Regions from separate parts of the Homo sapiens genome. Here region 1 is linked to region 2. A link is an interaction called in ENCODE POLR2A ChIA-PET data of the cell type or tissue named here. Cell type or tissue: GM12878. All regions are shown on one strand. Each heading gives the region's core, and the rest is flanking DNA. Links, peaks and the distances in the headings are about the cores only. Region 1 overlaps SKAP1 (src kinase associated phosphoprotein 1). Region 2 has its middle 14 kb from the start of HOXB1.

What was found. Peaks named below come from ENCODE experiments on the same cell type or tissue, not always from the same donor. Only the 100,000 strongest peaks of a DNase experiment are listed, where the experiment ranks them.
Region 1: POLR2A ChIA-PET joins it to region 2 with 10 read pairs; 5 of 35 experiments call an interaction of 5 or more read pairs at or near these places.

Annotation. Positions count from the first base shown.
Region 1 is chr17:48,389,679-48,401,306 of GRCh38, forward strand. It overlaps SKAP1 (src kinase associated phosphoprotein 1), which reads right to left. Exons shown (of 13, transcript NM_003726.4): 2 at 7,002-7,107. Among named protein-coding and RNA genes, the nearest start is that of SKAP1, 35 kb to the right of the region's middle. In GM12878, for the core only: no CTCF peak of the experiment used is centred there; no DNase peak of the experiment used is centred there.
Region 2 is chr17:48,515,618-48,518,986 of GRCh38, forward strand. No RefSeq gene overlaps it. Among named protein-coding and RNA genes, the nearest start is that of HOXB1, 14 kb to the right of the region's middle. RefSeq lists an enhancer at 911-1,421. In GM12878, for the core only: no CTCF peak of the experiment used is centred there; a DNase peak (open chromatin) is centred at 2,080; H3K27ac peaks cover 550 bases.

The sequences.
Region 1 (11,628 bases), core at 1-2,500, 130 kb before region 2:
CCCTGCTAGCACTGTACTTCAGGGAGACTAGAGGAGGCTACACACTAGGAGAGAAGATCCAGAATCCAAAGAAGAAATGATTCACATGGTGTGATTATAAAAACCCACTTTATGCTCAACTCATTTTCAACAGAATCATGAAATAAAATAAAATCCCAAGAAATGAAATTTCCTGCATCACATTCCAAATTTTTTAAAAAGTCATGGGGGTACCATAAAAGAAATCAAATAGAAGTTTTAAGGTTTGGTTGGTAATGTGTGCATTTTTGGAACATTTATTTAAAAAAATAATTCCAAACAACATTTTGGGTAAGCAACCTAAAAAGAAAACATAAGATTATCATTAGGGGAATCTTCAAGTGACTCAGTGTTACAGAAGTAACATCAGAACAAAGGGCTTGGCTCCTGACACTTGGCCCAGTGCTCTTGCATTTCCCTCCCCTCTGTTCCAGTTTCCCTGTAACACAGAAAGTGGATACAGGCTGGGTCCATATCAGAAACAAGAGAAAACATGCAAATTAGAGAAAACCATCATCAGTAAGGTCCCAAGCCACAGGTTCCTGGAATCCACAAACAGATAAATACAGAGAGGCCTTTTTCATTGGCTTTCCTTAAACAGAGAAAATAGCATAGCTCTGGGACAAAAGGCTAGCTCCAGATCAAATGAGACTTAAAATCAAAGCCAAAGCAAATGGTGATAAAAATGAAGGCAGTAATTTCATACAGATGATCTTTTCACACAATGTATGAATTAAGTCCATCTACAGACAGTGAGGCTTCACGTATTAAAAAAAAAGGACACAGGATTTTCTGAAACCAAGACAAATCCATATTGAGTAGCTAATAGGAATGTGCCCAAGTGATAACGATGGCTAAAATTCTATCAGGAGTAAAGCAAATTTCAGTGACCTAACTATACAGTTAAAGAGTACGGCTCAGCTTATTATTCTAATGGGTTAGTCAGACTGTAAGGGTGCAAGTTCAGTTACCTGCCTGTGTTCTAGCTCACAATCCCAAACTCCTTTTCACTCTTGATTGAGGAGCTCAGTACTGGGAAGAATTATACATGATCTAGTTTTGCAAGTGATCTAAAAACTCTCTTAAAAATACATTGTCCTAGGTGCGGTGGCTCACGCCTGTAATCCCAGCACTTTGGGAGGCCAAGGTGGGTGGACTGCTTGAGGCCAGGAGTTCAAGATCAGCCTGGCCAACATGGTGAAACCCCGTCTTCACTAAAAATACAAAAATTAGCCAGGTATGGTGGTGCACGCCTGTAGTCCCAGCTACTCGGGTGGCTGAGGCACAAGAATTGCTTGAATTTGCGGAGGTTGCAGTGAGCCAAGATCATGCCACTGCACTCCAGTCTGGGTGACAGAATGAGACTCTGTCTCAAAAAAACAAAAAACTAACTAACTAACAACAACAACAACAACATCAAAAACATTTTTCTGAACTTCAATCTAAAATCTTAAAGATATAAAATGAAAATATAAAAGGTATGGTTTATTCTGAACCACCAAGGACTATGGTCATTATTACATTAAAAAATGTTATTTAAGAAAAATTGTTCTACTTCCAGATAGCCTCACATATGAAAGAATAAACAAAATAATCATTATGATAAAATTATAAGGAGAGTTATACATTTCAAAGCTATTTTGAAAGGACAGAGACTTGCCATAAAAAACACATAAGATGATCTTCCTTACCAGGTCTTAAAAGTTAAGCCAAGAGATCAACAGTAAGTAATATTCTATCTTTCTCACCTGTAGGGCATTCCAGATTAAAACAGCAATAAATACAACCTCTCATTCCTAGAGAAGTAGATTCACAAAACTCTTTAACTCAGTTGTGAAATCTCAACATTCATCCACTGAATAACAGAGAACTAAGCAAAAATTTGACTGATATAACTGATGAGTTGAGTAATAATGTTGAAGTTGTTGTGGGTTTGTTTTTTCTTCCTTTAAGGATGGGAGGGAGGGATAAGACTGAAAAAGGAAGAAATGAGTTATTAACCTTCCAGATGTGGTCAAATTATTGCTATGACTTTTGAGCCTTTTCAGAGCTATTTAAACTTAGACGGATCATTCAACTACCTCTTCCTTTTTTTTTTTTTTTTTTTCTGCATTGGCACTGAAGCTCCAGTACAAGTAGCAAAATTAAAAAACAGAAAAAGATGTTATGAGTAAATCTTGAAACTTGTGAATAACATAAATGTATTAATAGCACATTATACATTAGTTCTTTTGATAAGCATACTTCATTTGAATGTGTTTTGTTTTGGGGATTTTTAAGCTCAATAATTAACATTTAAGAAAAGTAAAACTCTCTATATAATTAATGGTAATTATATTTACAGTATACTACTTCAAAACTCTTGCTCCCAAGAGTTTTATCAGGCTAACTCCTTGTCTTTCTTCCTATAATACAAAAATATCAGAATTATACATTCTTAAGCTAAATCTTGTTTTAAAGCTAAATCCACGTTAAGCTGAAAAGAAAACATGAAATTCCCAAAGAAAGTCAGAATTATTTTTATGAGATTTTACTAGTATATCATGTTTCACACAGAGCTATAGGTTAGCCACCCACAAATGAGACACGTTCAAGATATTCTTTCAGCCTGTAGTTTAAATGTCCTGAGTTTTGTGCCATAACCCTGTTACACAAAATGTATTTCTTTATTTCTTTCCATCTCAATATGATATAAATCTACTGGTCTCTTTTTGGAACTCCTTCAGCATTACTAAGTTTCACAGAAGGAAACAATACTCCAAGTTTGCTTCCATTGGCTCTGTCCTTCACTTCCAACAGGGAGCATAAATGACTACTTATCCAAGAAGGGCCATTGAGAGAGAAATTAAGCCATATCTCAATAATAAAAATATTCTATTTTTGGCTGGGCGTGGTAGCTCACTCCTGTAATCCTAGCACTTTGGGAGGCCAAGGTGAGTGGATCACCTGAGGTCAGGAGAGACCAGCCTGGCCAACATGGTAAAACCCCATCTCTACCAAAAATACAAAAACCTTTAGCCAGGTGTGGTGGCTCATGCCTGTAATCCCAGCTACTTGGGAGGCTGAGGCACAAGAATCGCCAGAACCTGGGAGGTGGAGGTTGCAATGAACCAAGATCGCACCACTGCACTCTAGCCTGGGCAACAGAGACTCGGTCTCAAAAAAAATATATATATATATATTTTTTTTTTCTTTACCCCTCCCCCACTCTCAACGTATTCTTGCAGTCAGATGGCCTCCACTGAATCAAACATTTAAAAAATGCTCTACTGTTTCTCCCAATGCGTTAGAATGCCATCAAGTGTCTGAGCACAGATCACAACTGCTTCATTCCAGGTGTCTCACATCTGGTGCTAATCCTGCAGTGACCATCGTAATAAAGCAGGAAGTGCCTTTGCCTGGCTTTCATACTAGCCACTCTCCAAAGGGCTCAATGAAAACTTAGACTTGGAATGTGAAAGCTGTTTAGTTTTTAAGAAAAGCAATGAAAATCACAGCTTAGGACAACAAATACCACAATAGGGCTTCATTTCCTTGGAATCACAGAAATTGCTATCCGTTTTTATTTTGTGTTACATGGAAAATATTAGCCTTCATTGGTAACACTTTCAAACAAAAAGAAAAGAGTATGTAAATATAGATAGGATTTTATTTTTTGTTTCTAAGTCTAAAAAAAGATAGCTATTTTTTGTTTCTAAGTCTAAAAACAGAATAGCTAAAGTGATTTGTACTGAAAAACATGAGCACTTGGAGAACACCCAGGATTCTTGACACAATTGTCTTTTCCTGTGGTCATTCACTCTAGACAACAAAAAATAGCAAAAAGCACATTATAATAGCTGTGATAGAGTCAGATGCTTCCATTTACAGCAAGTCCACAACCATGGCAAATACCAGTGAATGCCAAGCCAGCCATAAAAATAAGAGCTAAGCCCCTAAAGTTTACCAAGAATCACAGACAGTGCTACTTTTATTTCTCTCCACCCTTTTGTTTCTAGAGCAATACACGTTGAGGAAAGAATTAAAGGAAGCAAGGAAACAACAAAGAGACTAGGAAGTTGTAAAATATATATATATGTGTGTGTAAATATATAATTTACATTTATCTAGTAGTGGCTTTTCCAGATTATCTTGCTAGAGATTTATCTACCTTCCAAATAAGACTTGAAGTGCTAAATTATAGTTTTAGATAGGTTACCACCCCCCCCAAATTTATCAAACTCCTAAAATATTATTGTTTTAATCTGACTAAAAATAGGCCAGGCACAGAGACTCAGGCCTGTAATCTCAGCATTTTGGGAAGCCAAGACAGGAGAACTGCTTGAGTGCAAGAGTTCCAGACCAGCCTGGGCAACACAGTGACACCCTGTCTCTACAAAAAGTAAAAAATTAGCCAGGCATGGTGATGTGCAGCTACTCAGGAGGCTGAGGTCGGGGGATCGCTTGAGCCCAGGAGGTCGAGGCTGCAGCAAGCTGTGATTGTGCCACTGCACTCCAGCCTGGGCCACAGAGTGAGACTCTGTCTAAAAAAGCGAAAAACAAACAAACAAAAAAATGACTAAAAAGAAACCCTTTTAAATGATCTTCATTAATTTTAATTATTTTTGTGTTACTGTATGGTTCATGTATTTGCCGTATGTTTATTTTTTACTCTTTTTTTTTTGAGACAGAGTCTCACTTGGTCGCCCAGGCTGAAGTGCAATGTAATGATCATGGCCCACTGCAGCCTCAACCTGCTAGGCTCAAGTGATCCTCCTACCTCAGCCTCCCAAATGGCTGGGACCACAGGCATATACCACCACACCTGGCTAACTTTTTATTTTTTGTAGAGAGAGAGTTTTGTTATGTTGCCCAGGCTGGTCTCAAACTCCTGGCCTCAAGCGATCTTCTGGCCTCAGCCTCCCAAAGTGCTGGGATTATAGGAGTAAGCCACTGCGTTTAGCCTGCCATACATGTTTAACTCTCAAGTTTGATGACTTCTAAATTTCTTTTTATGCCAAGCTTTTTGGGGGACATATAACTGCCACACAACATAAGTAAATGTGGCAGCTATAAATGGCACAATAGAGGTGATATGGCTGAAGAAGAGGATTCAGGAAAACAAGGGTTACATTAACAGAATGATGATTGAATGGGTGGATGTAAGGCAATTTCAAACAGCTTGCCAAAGGAAAGCCTCGTTTTTCTATTTTCTTGTACAGTATCTAATTTCTGGCTCCTCATTTCCTCAGTGATCTGATAATTATGAAATTCTAAATAAAGTGTCATCTTTCTTGCAACAAGTCAATGAACAGAAAGCTCCCATCAACAATGCAGATATTTCCTAAAGTTCCCGCTGATGATTTCCTGAATGTCTACCCCACAAACCACACACAAAGTTCTTTGAGAACAAGAATTTGAGAACAAGAAACTGACTCTATCCCATGACAAATTCAGCTTGCGTGTGTGTTCATGCATGTGTGTGCATGTGTGTATGTATTTTAAAAGAGGATTAAGAAGTATAATAATATGCAGCTGACAGTAATGAGTTACCGTAATTTGCCTTTTATTACCAACTTAAGATTGAAATTTAGTCCTTTCTCAATGCTGTGGTACAAATACAGGAAAGAATTCCTCCTCATTGTGTATTTGTACCCACAGCTGCAGTAAAAGTATTTTTGCATTCCTTATCAGAGATTTATACCAACAGAATCACCAAATACACCATTATATTTAGGGCATTCCTCTCCCAATTTAAAATAATTCCACCTTTATTCCGCAAGCCACCCTTAGAGTAATCATAAAATACAAAGGCAAACTTGTGAAATTAAAAAAAACTATAGGTTACTAAGTCTCCAGGTATGTAACTAAGCCTAAACTTATCTATTAATAAAATAACATTATGGAGAACTTTGTTTTAAACACTCTTTCAACCTACCAAAAATTATAGATATTCCCACTTTTTCAAAAAACTCCCATCTTTTGCATTCTGTTTGTTTCAATTATTCAGGGCAACCCAGGCTGATAATTACACAGTCCCCAGTTGCTGAGTAAAAGTGATGCTTAATTAGCCAGCAGGAAAGATCGATTAAGATCCAGCAGGGCATCTCATGAGGTTCTCTCACATTCCTGAATGGAATAGATTCTGGCTGTGCCCTTCCGAAGGATAAAATTCTCTGCTTCTATGGAGTTTCAATGAGGTTTTTAGAGCAGATACTAAGAACTGTCAGCCACGCAAATTAAATCCCAACCATAACCCTGCAGATGCTCTTCCTTTTCTAAGAATATTCAGTTTAAACATTCTGAATCACATTGCCACCAGGTTTGAAAAGGCTAAAGGAACACTCACTTATCCCTTGTTCTCATTCAGTTACCCATTTCAAGCAATAGGTGGTCAGAAAATATATTATAAAGGAAAATTTTTATTTTTTCCCCAAGCAAGTGTTTGCATCTCTCAGATGCTCACATTCTAAAATGCACAAATTACATCAGGGCCTCTTATTTTTAAAAAATGACATAATATTTCAACCCAGTCCAGGAATAAAACATCCCAATGTAGTCAAAGAATCAACTTGATAAGTCTCATTTAAGTTTTCTATGAGGTAAGGAGATGTGGAAGTAAAATCAGTACCAAAAATCATAATGAACATTATCTCATACTGCCTAACACTTTCTCGTTAATAATTTGGACAAGCATAAATGTTTAGCTTTCACCATTTTTTTAGTTAAATGCAAAAGTGGTCAATAAAGGCTAACATAAAAATCCAAAGCTAAAAGCAGAATAATTACCTCAAGATACATACATAATTATCAAAACATTTTTATTTTGGTAAACTACACTAACTATGCTTGCCTGCCTCCAGTTCAATTCAGTAAATATTTATTAAGTTTCTGCCAAGTATAAAGAACTATGATAGGTATGTCTTACCTTGTGACTTTATTTTACTGATTATAAATTGTTTTAAAGCTTATGAAGAAGATTAATGGAACCAGTTTATACAAACCTGGCTTTGATTTGCTGAAAGCCCCGTAGAATATGGTCTCTGTGATCCCTTGCAACAGCGCTGAGGTTCTCATTCCGCAAACCTTCTGCCAGAAACTCTTCAGCATCTAAAAGAAAAGGAAAGTTGATAAAACAGAAAAGATGTACTAAGGGAGAAAGGAAAATCAGAAGGATTAAGAAATGGCACATGTATACATATGTAACTAACCTGCACAATGTGCACATGTACCCTAAAACTTAAAGTATAATAAAAAAAAAAAAACTTTATAGTTGTGGCACAATGTGAATGTGCTTAATGCCACAGAACTGTATACTTTATAATAGTTAAGATGGTAAAATTTATATTTTGTATATGTTACCAGAATAAATAATAACTAAAATTTTATATATACCTGTAGGTAACATGTTCTAATAATCCAAGACCTTGCTATGAATTTAGAAAACTATGACATATATTAGCCATAAGAAATAACTATTTTCTAAATCATTTTAAGTAAACATTTACATATTAATTATTACTGATGGCAGAGAATGGACTGTAAATTTCTTTCTTTCTTTTAGGGGGGGGATGGAGTCTCACTCTGTTGCCCAGGTTGGAGTGCAGTGGCGTCATCTTGGCTCACTGCAACCTTCACCTCCCAAGTTCAAGTGATTCTCCTGCTTCAGCCTCCTGAGTAGCTGGGACTACAGGCGCATGCCGCCAAGCCCGGCTAATTTTTCGTATTTTAGTAGAGATGGGTTTTCATCATGTTGCCCAGGCTGGTTTCGAACTCCTGAGCTCAGACAATCAGCCTGCCTCGGCCTCCCCAACTGCTGGGATTACAGGCGTGAGCCACCGCGCCCGGCCTGGACTGTCAATTTCATAAACATGTAATATTATAAATAAGTCACAGAAGGTCACAGGCCAATAGAAGCTAGAAAGAAATACCAATAAATAGAGCCGAAATAAAAAATAGAGCTGAACTGCAAAAATCAAGAACAAAAGGGCAGGCATTCAAAGAAATATTAATTAGCAGATGCATCATCAATGAAAATGACAATACAACCAAGTGAAGGAACCCACATGAGAAAGACAAATGTCTCCAAGAGAAGGGAACTGCAATTAATGTGAACATATATTATAAAATAGGGACATGATAGAAATACATAATATGAAACAAATCATGTTATGTTGAAGGAAGAAATTGCAGAGGGGGGGTGGTTCTACAAATTTTCAAAGACAAAATACATTGATAATGATTACAACTGCCAGAAACACTGGCTACACATTTTATTCTGCACAAAAGGTTTGTCATCCCCCAAAAGCGTATAAATAATATAGTTAAAATTTTCCACCTCCAAAAATTGTGCGTGTAATATGAAACTGTATCATATATATCAGGAGTCCCCAACCCCTGGGCCACACACAGGAACCTTTATTTCCTCAGTGATCTGATAATTATGAAATTTTAAAGAAAGGGCCACATGGCAGGAGGTGAGCAGCAGATGAGCAAGTGAAGCTTCATCTGTATTTACAGCTGGTCCCCATCACTTGCATTACCACCTGAGCTCCAGCTCCTGTCAGATCAGTGGCAGCATTAGATCCTTATAGGAGCACAAACCCTATTGTGAACTGTGTATGTGAGGGATCTAGGTTGTGTGCTCCTTATGAGAATTAATGCCTGACGATCTGTCACTGACTCCTGTCACTCCCAGATGGGACCATCTAGTTGCAGAAAAACAAGCTCAAGCCTCCCACTGATTCTACATTATGGTGAGTTGTATAATTTTTTCATTATATATTACAATGTAATCATAATAGAAATAAAGTGCATAATAAATCTAATGCTCTTTAATCATCGCCAAACCATCCCCCCACCCCCGGTCCATGGAAAAATTGTCTTCCATGAAACCAGTCCCCAGTGCCAAAAAGGTTGGGGACCCCTGATACATACTATCAAAATATTGCTATGAATTTATATAGTTGGATAAGCACACCTAAAAATTTGTTTTATATTCACGTCATTTAACAACGCCAGGCCGGGCGTGGTGGCTCACGCCTGTAATCTCAGCACTTTGGGAGGCCAAGGCGGGTGGCTCACGCCTGTAATCCCAGCACTTTGGGAGGCCAAGGCGGGCGGATCATGAGGTCAGGAGATTGAGACCATCCTGGCCAACATGGTGAAACCCCCCGTCTCTCTAAAAATACAAAAATTAGCTGGGCATGCTGGCACACCCCTGTAGACCCAGCTACTTGGGAGGCTGAGGCAGGAGAATCACTTGAACCAGGGAGTTGGAGGTTGCAGTGAGCTGAGATTGCATCACTGCACTACAGCCTGGAGACAGAGCAAGACTCCGTCTCAAAAAGAAACAAACAAACAAACAAAAAAAACCACCAAACAAAAAATCCTAAATAGCCATCGCTAGGACTTTTGATGAGATACAAAGTCCTGGAAATTGAATATTTCACAAAGGACCACCATCAACATCCAAGCTCTGCATTGTATCTATTGCATATGTGATTTAATGGGTTCCACTAGGGTCCTTTGAATGCTAACGAATGAGGAAATGGGAAGCTGAATTAAAAGGCAAAAATAAATGACATCTAAGATTCAATTTATGTAATATATCATAACAATAGAATAAAGGAAAAAAACCACATGATCATCTCACTAGACACAGAAGAAGCATTTAACAAAAGTCAACAGCCTTTCGTGATAAAAATTCTCAACAAACTAGGAATAGAAGGAAGCTTCCTCAAACTAATAAAAAGCATCAACACAAACCCACAGCTAACATTGTACTTAATGATTAAAGACTGGCCAGTCATGGTGGCTCGTGCCTGTAATCCCAACCTTTTGGGAGGCCGAGGCAAGAGGATCACTTAAGGGCAGAAGTTTTGAGACTAGCCTAGATGATATAGAGAGATTCCATCTCTACAAAAGATAATTTTTAAAAAATTGGCTGGGCATTGTGGTGCATGCCTGTAGTCCTAGCTACTCAAGAGGTTCAAGTGGGAGGATCACTTGAGCCTGGAAGGTTGAGGCTGCAGTGAGCCATGACTGTGCCACTCCAGCCTGGGTGGCAGAGCAAGACTCTTGTCTCAAAAAAAAAAAAAAATTAAAAAGAAAATAAATGGTCAAAGACTGAACACTTTCCCCACGTTCCTTAGATCAGGAATAAGATAAGGATGTCTGTTCTCACCACTTATACTGAACATTGTACAGGTGATGCCAGCCAGGACAACTAAGCAAGAAAATGAAATAAAAAGCATTCAAACTGGAAAGGAAGAAGTAAAACTATTTCTATTTGCAGATGACATCCTGTATATGGAACACCCTAAGGAATCTATTAAAAAACTATTAAAACTAATAAAAGAGTTCAGCAACTTTGCAGGATATAAGATCAATGTAAAAAAATCAACTGTATTTCTTTTTTCTTTTCTTTTTTTTTTTTTTTGAGACGGAGTCTCACTCTGCCTCCCAGGCTGGAGTGTAGTGGCGCGATCTCAGCTCACTGCAACCTCTGGCTCCTGGGTTCAAGCAATTCTCTTGCCTCAGCCTCCTGAGTAGCTGGGACTACAGGCACGCACCACCACACCTGGCTAATTTTTGTATTTTTAGTAGAGACAGGGTTTCTCCTCGTTAGCTAGGCTGGTCTCAAACTCCTGACCTCAGGTGATCCACCCGCCTGGGCCTCCCAAAGTGCTGGGATTACAGGTGTGAGCCACCACGCCCAGCCAATCAACTGTATTTCTATATAGTGGCAATGAACAAACAAAAAGGACATTAATAAAATTCCATTTAAGATAGCATGTAGGATGGGCATGGTGGTCCATGCTTGGGATTATTCTCAGCACTTCGGGAGGCCAAGGCGGGCAGATCATTTGAGCCCAGGAGTTGGTCAACATGATGAAACCCCGCCTCTACAAAAAATACAAAAATTAGCCAGGCATGGTGGTGCACATCTGTGGTCCCAGCTGCTCAGGAGGCTAAGGTGGCCTCATTTGAGCCCAGGGAGGTTGAGGCTGCAGTGAGCTGAGATCACATCACTGCACTCCAGGCTGGGTGACAGAGCAAGACCTTATCTCAAAAATAAAAATTAAAAAAAAAGAAAAGAAATAAAGCAGGTAAAAGAATTAAGAATTAAGCACTTACGAATAAATAGAACATATTCTATGTTCATGATCAGAAGACTTAATATCGTTAAAATGGCAATACTCCCCAAACTGATCTAAAGCTTTTATGTAACCCCTATCAAAATCCCAGCTGGCTTTTTTTGTAGAAATTGAAAAGCTAATCCTAAAATTAACTTGGAAATGTAAGGAATCCAGATAGCCAAAACAATTTTGAAAAAGAGAGACAATGGCCGGGCGTGTTGGCTCACACTCGTAATCCCAGCACTTTGGGAGGCTGAGACGGGTGGATCACCTGAGGTCAGGAGTTCAAGACCAGACTGGTCAACACGGAGAAACCCTGTCTCTACTAAAAATACAAAAATTAGCTGAGTGTGGTGGCTAGTGCCTGTAATCCCAGCCACTTGGGAGGCTGAGGCAGAATAATTGTTTGAACCTGGGAGGCCGAGGTTGCAGTGAGCCGAGATCATGCCACTGCACTCCAACCTAGGCAACAGAGCAAGACTCTGTCTCA
Region 2 (3,369 bases), core at 857-3,356:
TGGAGGATTGCTTGAGCCGAGGAGTTCCAGACCAGCCTGGGCAACTTAGTGAGGCTCTGTCTCTAAAAAAAATGAAATAAATTCGTCAAGCGTGGTGACACACACCTGTAGTCCCAGCTACTTGGGAGGCTAACTTGTGAGGATCCCTTGAGATCTCTTGAGCCCAGGAGTTTGAGGCTGCAGTGAGCTATGATGGCATCACTATACCCCAGCACGGGCAACAGAGCTAGACCCTGTTTCTAAAAAAGAAAAGAAAAGAAAAGAGAGAGAGAGGAAAGAAAGAAAGAGAGGAAGAAGGAAGGAAAAAGGAAGGAAGGAAGGAAGGAAAAGGGAGGGAGGAAGGAAGGAAGGAAAGAAGGAAGGGAGGGAGGAAGAGAGAGAAGGAGGGAGGAAAGGAGGGAGGGAGGAAGAGAGAGAAGGAGGGAGGAAAGGAGGGAGGGAGGAAGAGAGAGAAGGAGGGAGGAAGGGAGGGAGGGAGGAATGAAGGAATTACCTGAACAGCAATGGAAAAGAGGAGTGGAAATAGTTAGCTTCCCTAGCCTAGGTCATCTGCACTTCCTTCCCTTGAGATAACAGGGCCTCTCCTTCTCACCTGTCCACATTGTTTCTCTGCACTAATGCTCCTTTCCCTTCTCATAAATTACAGATTCTACTCGGCAAATGTTTGCTTGCCACAAATGGCTGCTGATGTGGCAGCTCCCTTTCTGAGCTTGGAGATTTGTATGGATTAAGGTATCAGTGACTGATGCAGCCCCAGAGCTCAAGTAGATGGACACAATTTGCAAGAGAAAGAGAATTCCTCTCATTTCTCACTCCCAGCCTGCCCCATAGTCCTTCCCTGCCCCGGCTATCCTGCTTATGTCAATAGAAACACAGTGCTAGCTCAAGGGATATAGTATTCTCACTGTATTAGAATTTATCTGATTATACAATATTTTCTATTCAGTTCTGGATACCTCATTTTATAGAATATATTAACTAAGGAAGGAAGAACAGAGTGAGGAAAGATCTGGAAATCAGGTCTCAGGAGGAACAAATGAAGAAATTGAGAATGTATATTGCTCAACAGAGGGAAAGACCTATGGGCACACAGGACAGCTGTCTTCAAATATTTGGAGAGGTAGCGTAGGGAAAAGGAGTTAAGAGTTATTGTGTTGGCTCCAGAGGGCAACAAAGAAGTAGAATCAATGGGTGTAAGTGCCAAGAAGGCAAACTCCCATTCCATATAAAGAACCATTCTATCATTTACAGCAGCCTAACATTATGGGAGTCTTCCTTATAAATAGTGATCTCTGCCAGGCACAGTGGCTCATGCTTATAATCCCAGCACTTTGGGAGGCTGAGGAAGGCAGATCACTTGAGGTCAGGAGTTCGAGACCAGCCTGGCCAACATGAAGAAACCCCGTCTCTACTAAGAAATACAAAAATTAGCCAGGCATGGTGGCGGGTGCCTGTAATCTCAGCTACTTGGGAGGCTGAGGCAGGGAGAATTGCTTGAATCCAGGAGGTGGAGGTTGCAGTGAGCTGAGATTGTACCACTGCACTCCAGCCTGAGTGACAGAGCGAGACTCCGTCTCAAAAAAAAAAAAAAAAAAGAAAACAAACAAAAAACCAAAAACCCACCATCTCAGTCTTCTTGTTTTTTGAGACAGGGTCTCACTCTGTTGCCCAGGCTGGAGTGCAGTGGCGCTATCTTGGCTCACTGCAGACTGCCTCCTGGGCTCAAGCGATCTTCCACATCAGCCTCCTGAGTAGCTACAGGTATGCACTACCATGCCTGGCTAATTTTGTTCATTTTTTTATAGAGACAGTCTCCCTATGTTGCTCAGGCTGGTCTTGAGCTCCTGGGTTCAAGGGGTCCTCCCACCTTGGCTTCCAAAAGTGTTGGGTTTACAGGTGTGAGCCACTGCAACCAGCCTCCAGCTGAGATTTAAAGCCTGCCTCAATTGAAAGGAGAGGATGGAAGAGGGCTCCTCTAGGTTTCCACATGACCCAAGAGAAGAATCTGAGTTATTTCTCAGGGACTGGGCAAACATTTACACTCGTCACCAAAAACAAAACTGAGAATTAAACTTAAAGGTTCTGGGAAGGATAAAAAGAGGGAAGTGGGTATTTTCTTGTTTACTAAGGGAGGAATCCGACTTTGAGAGCAACTCAGCGCCTGCCCAATGCAGAGGTAATACTGAAAAAGAGGTTTATGGTATCTATTAAATTAAATGGAAACCTAAGGCATTGTTTTTGTCTGGAGATTTGTGTACAAGAGGACTAGAGGAAGAAAAAGAATAAAGCAAAATCTGCATTGAATTTTTTTCCAGTCTCCCATATTCCTTTGATTTTGAAAAAAATAAAGAGGTCAGATGTGGCTCATGCCTGTAATCCCAATGCTTTGGGAGGCCAAGGCAGGAGGATCACTTGAGCCCAGGAGTTCAAGACCAGCCTAAGCAACATAGTGAGAGCCCATATCCACAAAAAGTAGAAAAAAATTACTCGGGTGTGGTGGTGCATGCCTGTAGTCCCAGCAACTTGGGAGGCTGAGGCAGGAGGATTAGCTTGAGCCCAGGAGGTCGAGGTTGAGGTTGAGGCTCAAATAGAAACTCCAGAGGGTGGAAGAGAAAGAGACTGTTTTCTCATAATTAACAATACTTGTCTCCCTCGCCAGCTTTCTCTGGTTATGCAGAAACCAGGTCTGCAAAACTGTGTACAAGGTCAGTTTGTTTTCTGACTGAGAACACAAGGAACAATGCTTGTGTTTTCATTTGTTTGCTTGTTTGTTTGATTTTGAGATGGAGTCTTGCTCTGTTGCCCAGGCTGGGGTGCAGTGGTGTGATCTCAGCTCATGGCAACCTCCGCCTCCCAGGTTCAAGCAATTCTCCCTGCCTCAGCCTCCCAAGTAGCTAGGATTACAGGTGTGCACCACCACACCCAGCTAATTTTTGTATTTTTAGTAGAGACAGGGTTTCGCCATGTTGGCCAGGTTGGTCTCGAACTCCTGACTTCAGGTGATCCACCCACATCGGCCTCCCAAAGTACTGGGATTACAAGCATCAGCCACCATGCCTGGCAACAATGCTTGCTTACAGATAGGTCTGCAAATGTGTAAGGGAGGCCAGCAAGTCTGCAGCAATGTGTCCAGGTGTGGATTTCAATGGGTTTTCAATGGGTGTAAAACGTGCGAACTGTGGGTGGGAACCTGCAAGCACTCAGAGTCTTTCAAAGTCATTTTTTGTAATTCCCATTTCCAACATCCAGATTACTGGATTTGAGTGTTCTGAATGGAGACCCCATGCTGGATTCAGGCCTTGCCCCATCCCAGCCCACCTATCCTCCAGGGACGCCTTCCTGCTTTGCTCAGACTCTTTCTAGTCCAGC